Regions from separate parts of the Homo sapiens genome. Here regions 2 and 3 are each linked to region 1. A link is a contact called in ENCODE Hi-C or POLR2A ChIA-PET data. All regions are on one chromosome and are shown on one strand. The core of a region is the stretch at or near the end of the contact, and the rest is flanking DNA. Distances in the headings are between cores, read along the strand shown.

What was found. Hi-C counts contacts between places; a loop is a spot of excess contacts on that map. ChIA-PET counts read pairs that join two places held with the same protein, here RNA polymerase II (POLR2A). Pooled maps may share reads with other maps.
Region 2: a pooled map shows a loop between it and region 1 (6-fold over the local background). The contact joins the promoter of TRIM56 here to the promoter of SLC12A9-AS1 in region 1. A Hi-C loop is called at or near these places in 2 of 37 single-sample maps with no recorded cell type and 9 of 50 pooled maps. POLR2A ChIA-PET finds 5 or more read pairs at or near these places in 8 of 52 experiments (A549, CD4-positive, alpha-beta T cell, Caco-2 and 5 more).
Region 3: a loop to region 1 is called in a pooled map, with 2.8 times the contacts of the local background. The contact joins the promoter of TFR2 here to the promoter of SLC12A9-AS1 in region 1. A Hi-C loop is called at or near these places in 1 of 168 maps with a recorded cell type or tissue (B cell), 5 of 37 single-sample maps with no recorded cell type and 7 of 50 pooled maps. POLR2A ChIA-PET finds 5 or more read pairs at or near these places in 4 of 52 experiments (AG04450, H1, activated B cell and 1 more).

What each region holds. Positions count from the first base shown.
Region 1 is chr7:100,850,824-100,854,455 of GRCh38, forward strand. SLC12A9-AS1 (SLC12A9 antisense RNA 1) reads right to left here and starts at 1,791. Exons shown (of 2, transcript NR_146550.1): 1 at 1,691-1,791. SLC12A9 (solute carrier family 12 member 9) reads left to right here and starts at 1,890. Exons shown (of 14, transcript NM_020246.4): 1 at 1,890-2,012; 2 at 3,333-3,555. The coding sequence starts at 3,375. RefSeq lists enhancers at 1,107-1,306, 1,377-1,526 and a silencer at 1,817-2,126.
Region 2 is chr7:101,083,455-101,087,086 of GRCh38, forward strand. TRIM56 (tripartite motif containing 56) reads left to right here and starts at 2,027. Exons shown (of 3, transcript NM_030961.3): 1 at 2,027-2,117; 2 at 3,552-3,632. RefSeq lists enhancers at 384-884, 1,588-1,637.
Region 3 is chr7:100,639,766-100,643,397 of GRCh38, forward strand. It overlaps TFR2 (transferrin receptor 2), which reads right to left and starts at 1,787. Exons shown (of 18, transcript NM_003227.4): 1 at 1,712-1,787; 2 at 1,211-1,463; 3 at 921-1,107. The coding sequence starts at 1,744. It overlaps ACTL6B (actin like 6B), which reads right to left. Exons shown (of 14, transcript NM_016188.5): 14 at 3,332-3,561. The coding sequence ends at 3,481.

The sequences.
Region 1 (3,632 bases), core at 541-3,040:
ATTCTCCTGCCTCAGCCTCCCAAGTAGCTGGGATTACAGGTGCGTGCCACCACGCCCAACTAATTTTTGTATTTTTAGTAGAGATGGGGTATCACCATGTTGGCCAGGATGGTCACAATCTCCTGACCTCGTGATCCACCCACCTCGGCCTCCCAAAGTGCTGGGATTACAGGCGTGAGCCACCGTGCCTGGCCCAATTTTTAAAAAAAATTTTGTAGAGATGAGGTCCCACTTTATTGCCCAGGCTGGTCTGGAGCTCTTGGGCTCAAGTGATCCTCCTGCCTCAGCCTTCCAAAGTCCTGAGATTACAGGCGTGACCCACTGCACCCAGCTCCTTGCCACCTTCTTGGTGCCAATCAAAATAGTCCTGAATAAAGTCTGACTTACTGTTTTAACAAGAGTCAGATTTTTTTCTTTAATAAGCGCAGTAGAAGAGGTGAACTGAAGAGGAGGGGCTGCAGTCATTGATGAAGACAAGGTCCAAGGCAAAACCACAGACTAACAAGGTAAGGTGGAGGTTGAGATTTATGGAAGCAGAGTTCAGTGACGGACAGGCCAGGGTATGCCAAGGGAGTGCTTATAACTAACTGACCCTGAAAAAGTTTTTTTTTTTTTTTTGAGACAGAGTCTCGTTCTGTTGCCCTGGCTGGAGTGCAGTGGTGCGATCTCAGCTCACTGCAACCTCTGCCTCCCAGGTTCAAGCGATCCTCCTGCCTCAGCCTCCTAAGTAGCTGGGACTGCAGGCGCATGCTTGAGTTCAGGAGTTCCAGAGAGGCCTGGGCAACATGGCGAAACCCGGTCTCTACAAAATATTTAAAAATTAGCCAGGCGTGGTGTGTGCCTGTGTAGTTCCAGGCACTGCGGAGGCTGAGGCAGGAGGATGCTTGAGCCGGAAATGCAGAGGTTGTAGTGACACGAGATCGCGCCACTGCACTCCAGCCTGTGTAATAGTTCCTGGATCAAAAAAAAAAAAAAAAAAAAAAGGAAATGTATCTGAAACTTTCCAAGCTCCAATTTCCTAATCTGAAAAATTGAAATAGCGGTACCTACCTCACAGAGTGGCTAATTTAATGCAGTGCTATTTGCAAGGGATAATTTATCAAACCTTTAGGCGTTGTTCTAAAGTGCCCATTAAATGCTCACTGAACTCACAGCCTTAGGAGGGAGGTTCGAGTTTATGCCCATTTTACATATGAGGACGCGTTGGCAGGTGGTACTGCTGTTCATGGGATCTGTAAAGAGTGAAGAAGGAGTCTCAGCTCTCAGTAGAGTTCATAGGCTCTAGGATTTCTGCTGGAAGTGAGAACACTGCAGGGAGGCAAGAAAGCGGGCATCAGACGGTGCAAAGCGACCCTGGGCCCAGATCGGCGGCCAATGGCTCCCTCCGGTGGCGGAAGCGAAGAGCGCAGCTGGATCGGGCGCGAAGGGAGGATCCCCGCAGCGGGTGAGGGGCGAGGCTGGGACCCGGTGGAGGTTCTAGGGTTTTGAGAGGTTGGAGGACTAGAACTCCAGAAGTCCCTGAACGAAGTGGGCCGGATTTCCCGTGACGCACCTGGCCCAGGTGTTGCAGCCCCGCCCACCTCCCTGCCGCTTTCCGCCATCCTCACACGCCCCCTTTAGTGGGGTGGCTGCTCACCGCACCTCGGAGCTCGGACTGGGGTCCGGCCCCTGCGGCGACGATTGTTTGTACCTAAGTGAAGGAGGCTCCGAGACCCGCGGCCCACGTCCTGCCGGAGACGCTTGTCTGCAGGGCTGCATTGCATCCCCGGGCGCACGTGGAGCTGGAGCAGCGCAGGCTGGGGAAGAGCAGAGAGGGTCGGGCTTCTCCGGGCGCGCCATGGGGCGGGGCCGAGGACGGGGACCAATAGCGCGCGCGTGCTGGTGGGGGTGGGGACAGGCTCCAGGCCTGGCATCCCGGTAGCCGCAGCTGTCTTTTCCGGCCCCCGTGCACTCTCCGCCCGAGCGGAGCCCCCCGGCTCGCGGGGATCGCCCCCGAGCGCTGCGTCCTGCGGGTGGGTGAGTGAGCGCCTCGCGGCCCCCGAGCTGTGGGGTGCACCTGGCCGGGGAGAAGGATATCTTGGCTCCCTTGCACCCCAACGGGCGCAAAGGGGCAGGAGCCCGGATTGGGGGAGGAGGAGGACCCGGGGACCTTGTGTCGCTCGGTGGGAGCCGGTCTGTGTTTCTGTTTCGCTAGGGTGTGTTTGGGTTGGTAGAGTTTGTGGGGAGGGGTGCCTCGTGTGGATGGGAGGAATCGGGGAGGCTAAGGCGAGGAGGAGGGGGTTTGAGATGGGTTGAGGGAGAGGATTGACGGAGGGTGGGGTTTTGAAAGAGTTGGAAGTTTCTTGTTACCTGTGGGTGCGGTGATTGCATTGGGGGGCTTGGTAGGGGCAGCTCAGGACACCGAAGGAGAGGATGGGGAAGGCTCTCCTGCCCGTAACTTACTTCCCTTTTGGGAGATTTGGTTCCTCTTGCATTGCTAGTTAAGGAAGGAGAGGCTGGAGAAGCCTGTGCCGTCAGAGAACCTTTGCCCCTTTCCAGAACCGGTGCCATCCCTAGTCTCAGGAACATAAGGGAAGGGGTGGCCCCCAGGAGCCGGGAGGGGCCTTGAAACCCCTGCTGACAGGTTTGGGGTACCACTTTTTTGTGGGGCAGTGGCTGGTACCATTTGCAGCCCACGGACTTTTTTGAGTTGCCGGTAAGCAGGGTGTGGGTGCGTTCCTGTTTCCTTGCGGTTGTCTCTTTTTTTTTTTTTATTGACACAGGGTCTCGCTCTGTCACCCAGGCTGGAGTGCAGTGGCATGATCTCGGCTCGCTGCAGCCCTACGCCTCCAGGACTCAAGCGATTCTCGTGTCTCAGCCTCCCAAGTAGCTGTGATTACAGGCATGCACCTTCACGCTTGGCTAATTTTTTTTTTTTTCTTGTGAGACGGAGTCTCACTCTGTCACCCAGGCTGGAGTGCAGTGGTGTGATGTCGGCTCACTGCAACCTCTGCCTCCTGGGTTCAAGGGATTCTCCTGCCTCAGCCTCCCAAGTAGCTGGGACTACAGGCATGAGCCACCATGCCCAGCTACTTTTTGTATTTTTAGTAGAGACGGGGTTTCACCATGTTGACCAGGGTGGTCTCGAACTCCTGACCTCAGGTGATCCACCTGCCTCGTCCTCCCAAAGTGCTGGGATTACAGGCATGAACCACCGAGCCTGGCCAATTTTTGTATTTTTAGTAGAGAGCAGCTCTGTCTTTTGGGGAGGCTTCAGGGTGTTTGATTAGTGGTCTTTGGGGGTGGGCGAGCTCTGTGGGGGAGCTTTTGATGCAACATAATCTCCTTTGCAGGTCACCTAACCCATTTGTGGCTTCCTCTACCTGTGCTCAGCCATGGCCAGCGAGAGCTCACCTCTGCTGGCCTACCGGCTCCTGGGGGAGGAGGGGGTTGCCCTCCCTGCCAATGGGGCCGGGGGTCCTGGAGGGGCGTCTGCCCGGAAGCTGTCCACCTTCCTGGGTGTGGTGGTGCCCACTGTCCTGTCCATGTTCAGCATAGTTGTTTTTCTGAGGATTGGTGAGTGGGTCCTGGGGCGGGTGTGGACTGACTATAGTATGGGAGGACATGATGGGGAGGGGTGGAGATGGGACTGG
Region 2 (3,632 bases), core at 777-3,276, 230 kb after region 1:
GCACATGCAGCCTTGAAGTCCTGGGCTCAAGCGAACCTCCTGCTTCAGCCTCCTGAATAGCTGGGACTTCAGGTGTGAGCCATCAGGTAGCTAATATATATATTTTTTGAGATGGAGTCTCACTCTGTTGCCCAGGCTGGAGTGCAATGGTGCGATCTAGGCTCGCTGCAACCTCTGCCTCCCAGGTTTAAGCAGTTCTCCTGCCTCAGCCTACCGAGTAGCTAGGAAGGCTAGGTTTTGTTTTGTTTTGTTTTGTTTTTTAGTAGAGACGAGGTTTTGCCATGTTGGCCAGGCTGGTCTCGAACTCCTGGCCTCAAGTGATTCTCCCAAAGTGCTGAGATTACAGGTGTGAGCCACTGCACCTGGCCTGTTTTTCTGTCTTCACCTTGGTTGCCCGTCTGGTTGGTAGCATTCAACAGTGCTGACCCCCTCGTCCTTCTAGAAGTGCAGCATTTCCTGCCTTGGCCTCTGTGACCCTCTCTCTTTTGGATTTCCACCTACCTCTCTGGCATCTATGTCTCAGCCCCTCCACCTTTCACCTGGACCCTGAGGTCAGGCTCCCTTCTGTCCTCTCGGCTGCTGCCAGAGTGAGCTCTTACAGCTTCAGTTTCCTACTTAAATTCCGCCATGTGGATAAAAAGGTACAAACATGCATAGGTATGTCATGAATTAATTACGGTAAAATGATAATTGTAGAACAGAAGTGGTGGAGATATGGGTGTTCACCGCAATTCTTTCAACTTCTTTGTGCTTTGAATTTTTCATAAAATGAGGCTGTGCATGTTGGCTCACGCCTGTAATCCCAGCACTTTGGGAGGCCAAGGTGGGTGGATCACTTGAGGTCAGAAGTTCGAGACCAGCCTGGCCAACATAGTGAAACCCCATCTCTACTAAAAATACAAAAATTAGCTGGGCGTGGCAGTGAGTGCCCGTAATCCCAGCTACTTTGGAGGCTGAGGCAGGAGGATCGCTTGAACCCGGGAAGCGGAGGTTGCTGTGAGCTAAGATCACACCACTGCACTCCAGCCTGGGCGACAGAGCGAGGCTTTGTCTCAAAATAAAAATTATTTTTTCATGAAATGTTGAGGGAAATCTCCTGCAATGATTCTTTTGTCTTTTTTGATAAAATGCAGGCTTCTCTGCCAACACTCTCGTATCCTCTCCACACACATCATCCTAAATGGGGATGTACCCTTGCTGCTCCCAGTACCTGGAACAGGAACATTCTTCTCAGTGTTCTCCAGCCCTCTATGCCCTCTTACTGTTTTATTTTTTAGACAGGGTCTTGCTCTGTCATCCAGGCTGGAGTGCAGTGTCACCATCATGGCTCACTGCAGCCTCGACCTCCCAGGTTCAAGTGATTCTCCTGCCTCAGTCTCCTGAGTATCTGGGATTACAGGTATGCGCTACCATGCACGGCTAGCGAATTTTTTATGGAGACTGGGTCTCACCATATTGCCCAAGCTGGTCTTGAACTCCTGGGCTGAAGCAATCCTCCCGCCTTCTTTAAACTCATCTCATTGATGCCTTCTCCAGGAAGCCTGTGCTGTTCCCTCAGCAAGAGGCTTCTTACCTGATCCCCCACAGCCTCTCCTACAGCTCAGCAACGGTTTATGGAATGAAAGGCCTCTCTTGAAGCTTTGCAGGCACCTGCCTGCCTGAGGTGTTAGCAAATCTGCAGACCCGCCCTGAGGCCATGTGTCTAGTTACCCTGGTCTCTGAATCACAGATGAGCTCTCATTTCTTCCCACAAATAAACCCTGTGACCCTCCACCCTCTACTCAGAGAACCCGCCCTCAGGTAGTTCCCTGTTTGTGACATACACACACTTAGCCCTGAGGCTGGACTGACAGGCCGACCTGGCTGGTGGACTCCAGCCCAAGCCTGCCAGCTGCCTGCCGGGGTGGGGGCCTTGGCGGGAGAGGACGGGGCCGGGTGGGGAGGAAGGCGGGGCCTGAGGCTGTGCGAGGCGAGTCGGTGTGTCCCTGGCTGGGACGGAAGTTGCACCACAAGTACAATTAGTTTCAGTTTTGTTTCTTTTCCAGGCACCCAGCAACGGCGGCCTCCAGGCCTCAGGCCCCCTCACCATCCTAGAGGTCAAGATCAGCTCTGGCTAGGTAAGGGGTGGGGGGCGGCACAGCTATAGGAAGGACCGAGCGGAGGGAGTAGGGGGAGGGGAGTGGAGAGAGAGCGCGGGAGGAGGAGGAAGGGAAGGAAAGGGAGGGCGTGAAGAGGCACCCGGAAGGCAGGAGGAGAGGGCAGGAGGGAAACTGCACTCGCCTCCCTCCCGCTCCGTGGCCACAGGTCCCCGCAAGAAAGACCCCGTCCCACTCTCTGAGGTCTCCTCCCAGCTCCAGAAAAGGGGACATTCCACCTAGTCTGCCCAACAAGTAGGTCTCAGCCACTGTGCCAGGAGCTCGGGACTCCCTCCCTCCAGAGGTTTCTGGAATGCATTCAGCAGGAAAAGCTAAAAGAACAGGACTCCAGGAGATAAGCCAAGGCCAAGTCTATCAGAGGGTGAGCCAGCAGCGGGAAGGGGACCAGCCCTTCCCCTAGCGTTTTTTCTGCCCGCTCCAGAATCCGCTTTAGAAACTGTTAAATGCAGAAAGTGGGGCCTCCACCACCCGCGATGCTGCCCCAGGTCTAGCAGAAGACAGGTGTAAGGCCAGGCGGGTGCGGTGGCTCATGCCTGTAATCCTAATGCTTTGGGAAGGCCGAGACGGGAGGATAGCCTGAGGCCAGGAGTTGGAGACCAGCCTGGGCAACATAGCAAGACCCCATCTCTACAAAAAGTGATAATTTTTAAAAAATGGGCTGGCTGGGCCCCTGGGCATGGTGGCTCACGCCTATAATCCCAGCACTTTGGGAGACCGAGGAGGGCGGATCACCTGAGGTCAGGAGTTCAAGACCAGCCTGGCCAATAGGGCCAAACTCCATTTCTACTAAACATACAAAAATTAGCCGGGTGTGATGGTGCGCACCTGTAATCACAGCTACTCGGGAGGCTGAGGCAGGAGAATCACTTGAACCTGGCAGGTGGAGGTGGCAGTGAGCCAAGATCGCACCACTGCACTCCAGCCTGGGCAACAGAGTGAGACTCTGTCTCAAAAAAAAAAAAAAAAAAAAAAAAGGCTGGGCATGGTGGCACATGCCTGTACTCCCAACTACTCAAAAGACTTGAGTCTAGGAGTTTGAGGCTGCAGTGAACTACGATCACGCCACTGCACTCCAGCCTGGGTGACAGAGGGTGACCCTATTGCTAAAAACTAAAATAAAATAAAAAGAAGGCAGGTGTATGGGGCTTGGAGGATTAAAGCCCCCTAAGCTACTGCAAGATCCTACCCCAACTGGCAGGACCTAGGCATCTCTGCCCACTGGGATCCCCGTCTGTGTCCTTACTGCCTGCTCCTCGCACCCTGGCACCCTATACAGCAGGACCCCAGTACCTGTGCACACAGGAGGGCTTCCACCATGTTTGCCACAAGGCCTGTGGACTGGGGACACTGAGGATTCGATTATTAGCTAAGGCCAGGGACTCCTGGTCTTGTCAGTTCTCACAGGTCTGACCCAACAAGTAGCACTGACATTTTTACGTTTGCTGGATGTACACACGGAAGTGGAGGAGGAGGAGG
Region 3 (3,632 bases), core at 537-3,036, 210 kb before region 1:
TTGTTTTTCTTTTTTTCTTTTCTTTTTTTTTTTTTTTGAGATGGAGTCTCGCTCTGTTGCCCAGGCTGAAGTGCAGTGGCGTGATCTCGGCTCAATGCATGCTCCACCTCCTGGGTTCAAGCCATTCTCCTGCCTCAGCCTCCCGAATAGCTGGGACTAGAGGCGCCCGCCACCATGCCCGGCTAATATTTTGTGTTTTTAGTACAGACGGGGTTTCACCGTGTTAGCCAAGATGGTCTCGATATCCTGACCTAGTGATCTGCCCGCCTCCGCCTCCCAAAGTGCTGGGATTACAGGCCTGAGCCACCGCACCCTGCCGTTATTTTGTTTTTGAAACAGGGTCTCGCTCTGTCTCCCAGGCTGGAGTGCAGTGGCATAATCTCGGCTCACTGCAACCTCCGCCTCCCCGGCTCAGGCAATCCTCCCCCGTCAAGCTCCCAAGTAACTGGGACTACAGGCACTCGCCATCATCCCCAGCTAATTTTTGTGTTTTCTTTGGTAGAGACGGGGTTTCATCGTATTGCCCAGGCTTGCTTGCTTGGTTTTCTGATTCCCTAGAATGCGGCTTCTCAGAACCCCTCAGCGCTCCCTGCTCCAAATCTAGGCGCCTGGGTGAGGCATTCAAGGCTTTTCTGGGTCTGTCCAGTCTGATACTGGATGCTGCACCCCTCTGATCTCAGACAGTCAGCTCCCTCACCTCCCAAATATGCCACCCTCAGAGCCTCAGTCCCCTGGAACCTCAGCTCCGAATGCCTGCCATCCTTCCCAGGACCGCTGAACAGGGGGGCCAGGAAGGCAGATGGGAGGACTCAGGAGGGGGACCCAGACACCAGAGGCCTGGGCCAGGAGGCAGGGAGGCCCAGTCTGAGCGGATGAGGGGAGGGACACTCGAGAACAGGATGGGGCAGGGCCATCCCTACCTGATGGTGTCCTCCAGGCGCCCCTCCCCCAGGAACTGCAGGAACATGGCCTGGAGGTCGCTCCAGTAGAGTCTGCCCTGGTGGAAATCCAGGTCAGGCTCATAGTTGACATCCTCACTGACCACCAACACAGAGTCTCCGCACGCCTGGCAGGACCCTCGGAAGGCGACGTAGCCCAGTAGGAAGGCTGGCGGGTGGCAAGATGGGGATTCTCTTTATGCCCACCTCTGGACCCCAGAAATCTCCCCCAGCCCAAGCCCTTCACTTCTGGGGAGGGGGACGGCTCTCACCCCCAGTGAAGATCAGCAGGGCCGTCAGGACCAGGTAGGGGGCAGCCCTCCGTCCTGCTGCCGCCCAGGGAATGAGGTTTGGCTGCCTGGGTCTAGAGCCCAGGGGCTCAGGGCCCCTCAGCTCCATGGGGCAGAAGTGGGCCAATGTCTCCGCCCCCTCCTCCCCGTCTTCCTCTTCCTCCTCCAGGTGCCCTTTCCGGGGGCCTTCCACACGCTGGTAGACGGTCTGAGAGGATCTTGGGGACAGTTGTTGCTGTGCAGGCGAGGTGGGCATGAGATTGGGGCAAGAGGCCTGGGGGGTGGGGAGGCATCTGGCAATAATGAGGTCAGTGACTTGGGGGTGTCAAATGAGCATGGTGGTGGGGGCGTGGGGGAGGGGCAGGGGTGGGAAGAAGCGAGGTCAGGACACGGTCCAGGAGGGGCCAGCCTCAGGGGCTTGGGAGGGGGCTGAGGGACTTAGAGAGAAGGCCTAAGGGGTCTTCCCAATCCCACTAGTCTTACCGCTCTCTGGAATAGACCCCAAAGCCGCTCCATGCTTGTGTCCCCTCCTGAAGCCTGCAGGCTGTCCCCCAGCGATAAACCGATAAACCGTTTGTGGGAGCCCTAGGAGGGCCCCTTATCAGTCCTGGCAGGCAGCCTGAACCAAGGCTGCTCCTCACCACCCCCAAGGGTGGGGGCACAGTCCTGGCCTCAGTCCAGCCTTCCAGACGTGGCCCCCGGGTCCAGGCCAGAGCACAAGGGGCTGTGCTCTCCCCTGCCAATCTCTCCACAGCCCCACGCCTGCCTCCTCCCTGCAAAACAATCAATTTTTTGACCTTGGGGCGGACTTTGGCCTCCTAGTTCCCATCAGGGGTGGGGGAAGGGGGCCGATAGTGGGGGAGGGCAGAGACATGGGTGCCCCCTCCCCTCTCCTGCTTTTACCCCTCCCTGGATCCTGGGGACCCCTTCCTAAGCCCCGCCATGCCCAGGTGGAAGATTCACCCCTAAGACATCTGCCCCTTCCTCATCTGGCCTTCAGAGTCCCCCAGTGCCCCGGTCCTGTGACATATCAGCTGTCCTCCCTGTCCTGACACTTGCCCCAGTGGCATTCTAAGCTGGAGGCACCACAGTGGTGTGACTTGGGGGTCTGGTCTGGTGGTGTGCATGTGTGTCTCTTTTGAAAGGTCGTTCTCAGACTCCTGCTGGCTGCTGGAGAAGGAGGGGCACAGGTGGGAGCACATGGTCAGATGAGACCAGCGAGAGCTCCCAGATAGGGGTCCTGGGGTCAGGGATATGTGGGTCAGTGGGGAGGAGTGATCAGAGTCCCCGCCAAGGTGTGGGCAGAGCTGGGTGACCCTGGACAAGTCATGGTCCTCCCTGGGCACCGGCCCGTTTGGTCACCGAAGGACTTGGATCACATGGGTTTCTACCTCTTTGGGTTCTGAGGCTGATGAAAGGCCAGTTAGCCTCACCCCAGAAACATGTCACAGGCATAAACTGCTAAACAGGCAGGGGGCGCAGGTCCCCAAACCCTTCCGAGGGCCCCAAGACAAGTAGCTCTGAAGAGGAGGGCTCAGGGTCCCACCAAGTTTCCCTTTCGGGTTTCCCCTGGGAAACATCAGCTCCTACTCAGGTCCAGAGAAGTTCCGAGCTGCTGGGATGCACCAGCGCCCTAGTCCCCGCCCCATGTCTGTCACCACCAAGAGCCCCAGGAAGGAAGGCATAGCGCATCTCACCTGAGCGCAGGTCCTGGGGTGCTCAGGCGTGCTGCTCCCCTGAGACCTAAGGCCTACGCTGAGGCCCCGCCCACCAGGCCCCACCTCCTGTTCCGCCCATCCAGGCTTCACCTCCTGCTCCACCCACCTCCTGCCACACTCACCCCAGGCCGTGCCCCTCCACTGCACCCTGCAGCCCCTCCCACCTCCCACCACAACTGTTAGCCCCCAGCAACTCCCCCAACCCCCGGTCCTCGTCATGTGGCCCTCCCTGGGTCACAACCCCTAGGAAACCTGAGGAATCCATGGCCCCTGGGGCTGTGTCCCAGCACCCACTGTGGGATCGGCATGGGTGTAGAAGTGAGACTCCCTCCCCTCACCTCCCTCCAGACCCCTGTGCCCACTCCCCACCCCACGGAGGCCAAACTTTTTTTTCTTAAAACATTTTTACTTCTTTCAACCCAGAAACATCACCATTAATGAGGACAAGAGGGAAAGGAGGAGGGGGGCAATGTGGCATGGGGGTTAAGGGACTTCCATCTGAGCTTGGGAGCAGGTGTGTGGGGAGGAGTGCCATCAGGGGCACTTTCGCTCCACGCACTGCTTCCCGCCCTCCTCATATTCCTGCTTGGAGATCCACATCTGCTGGAAAGTGCCCTGGGTGGAGGGGGTAATATCAGGGTCAGGGTGGCCTTGGAGGGAGGTGTGGACAGGCAGGTGCAGCCCCT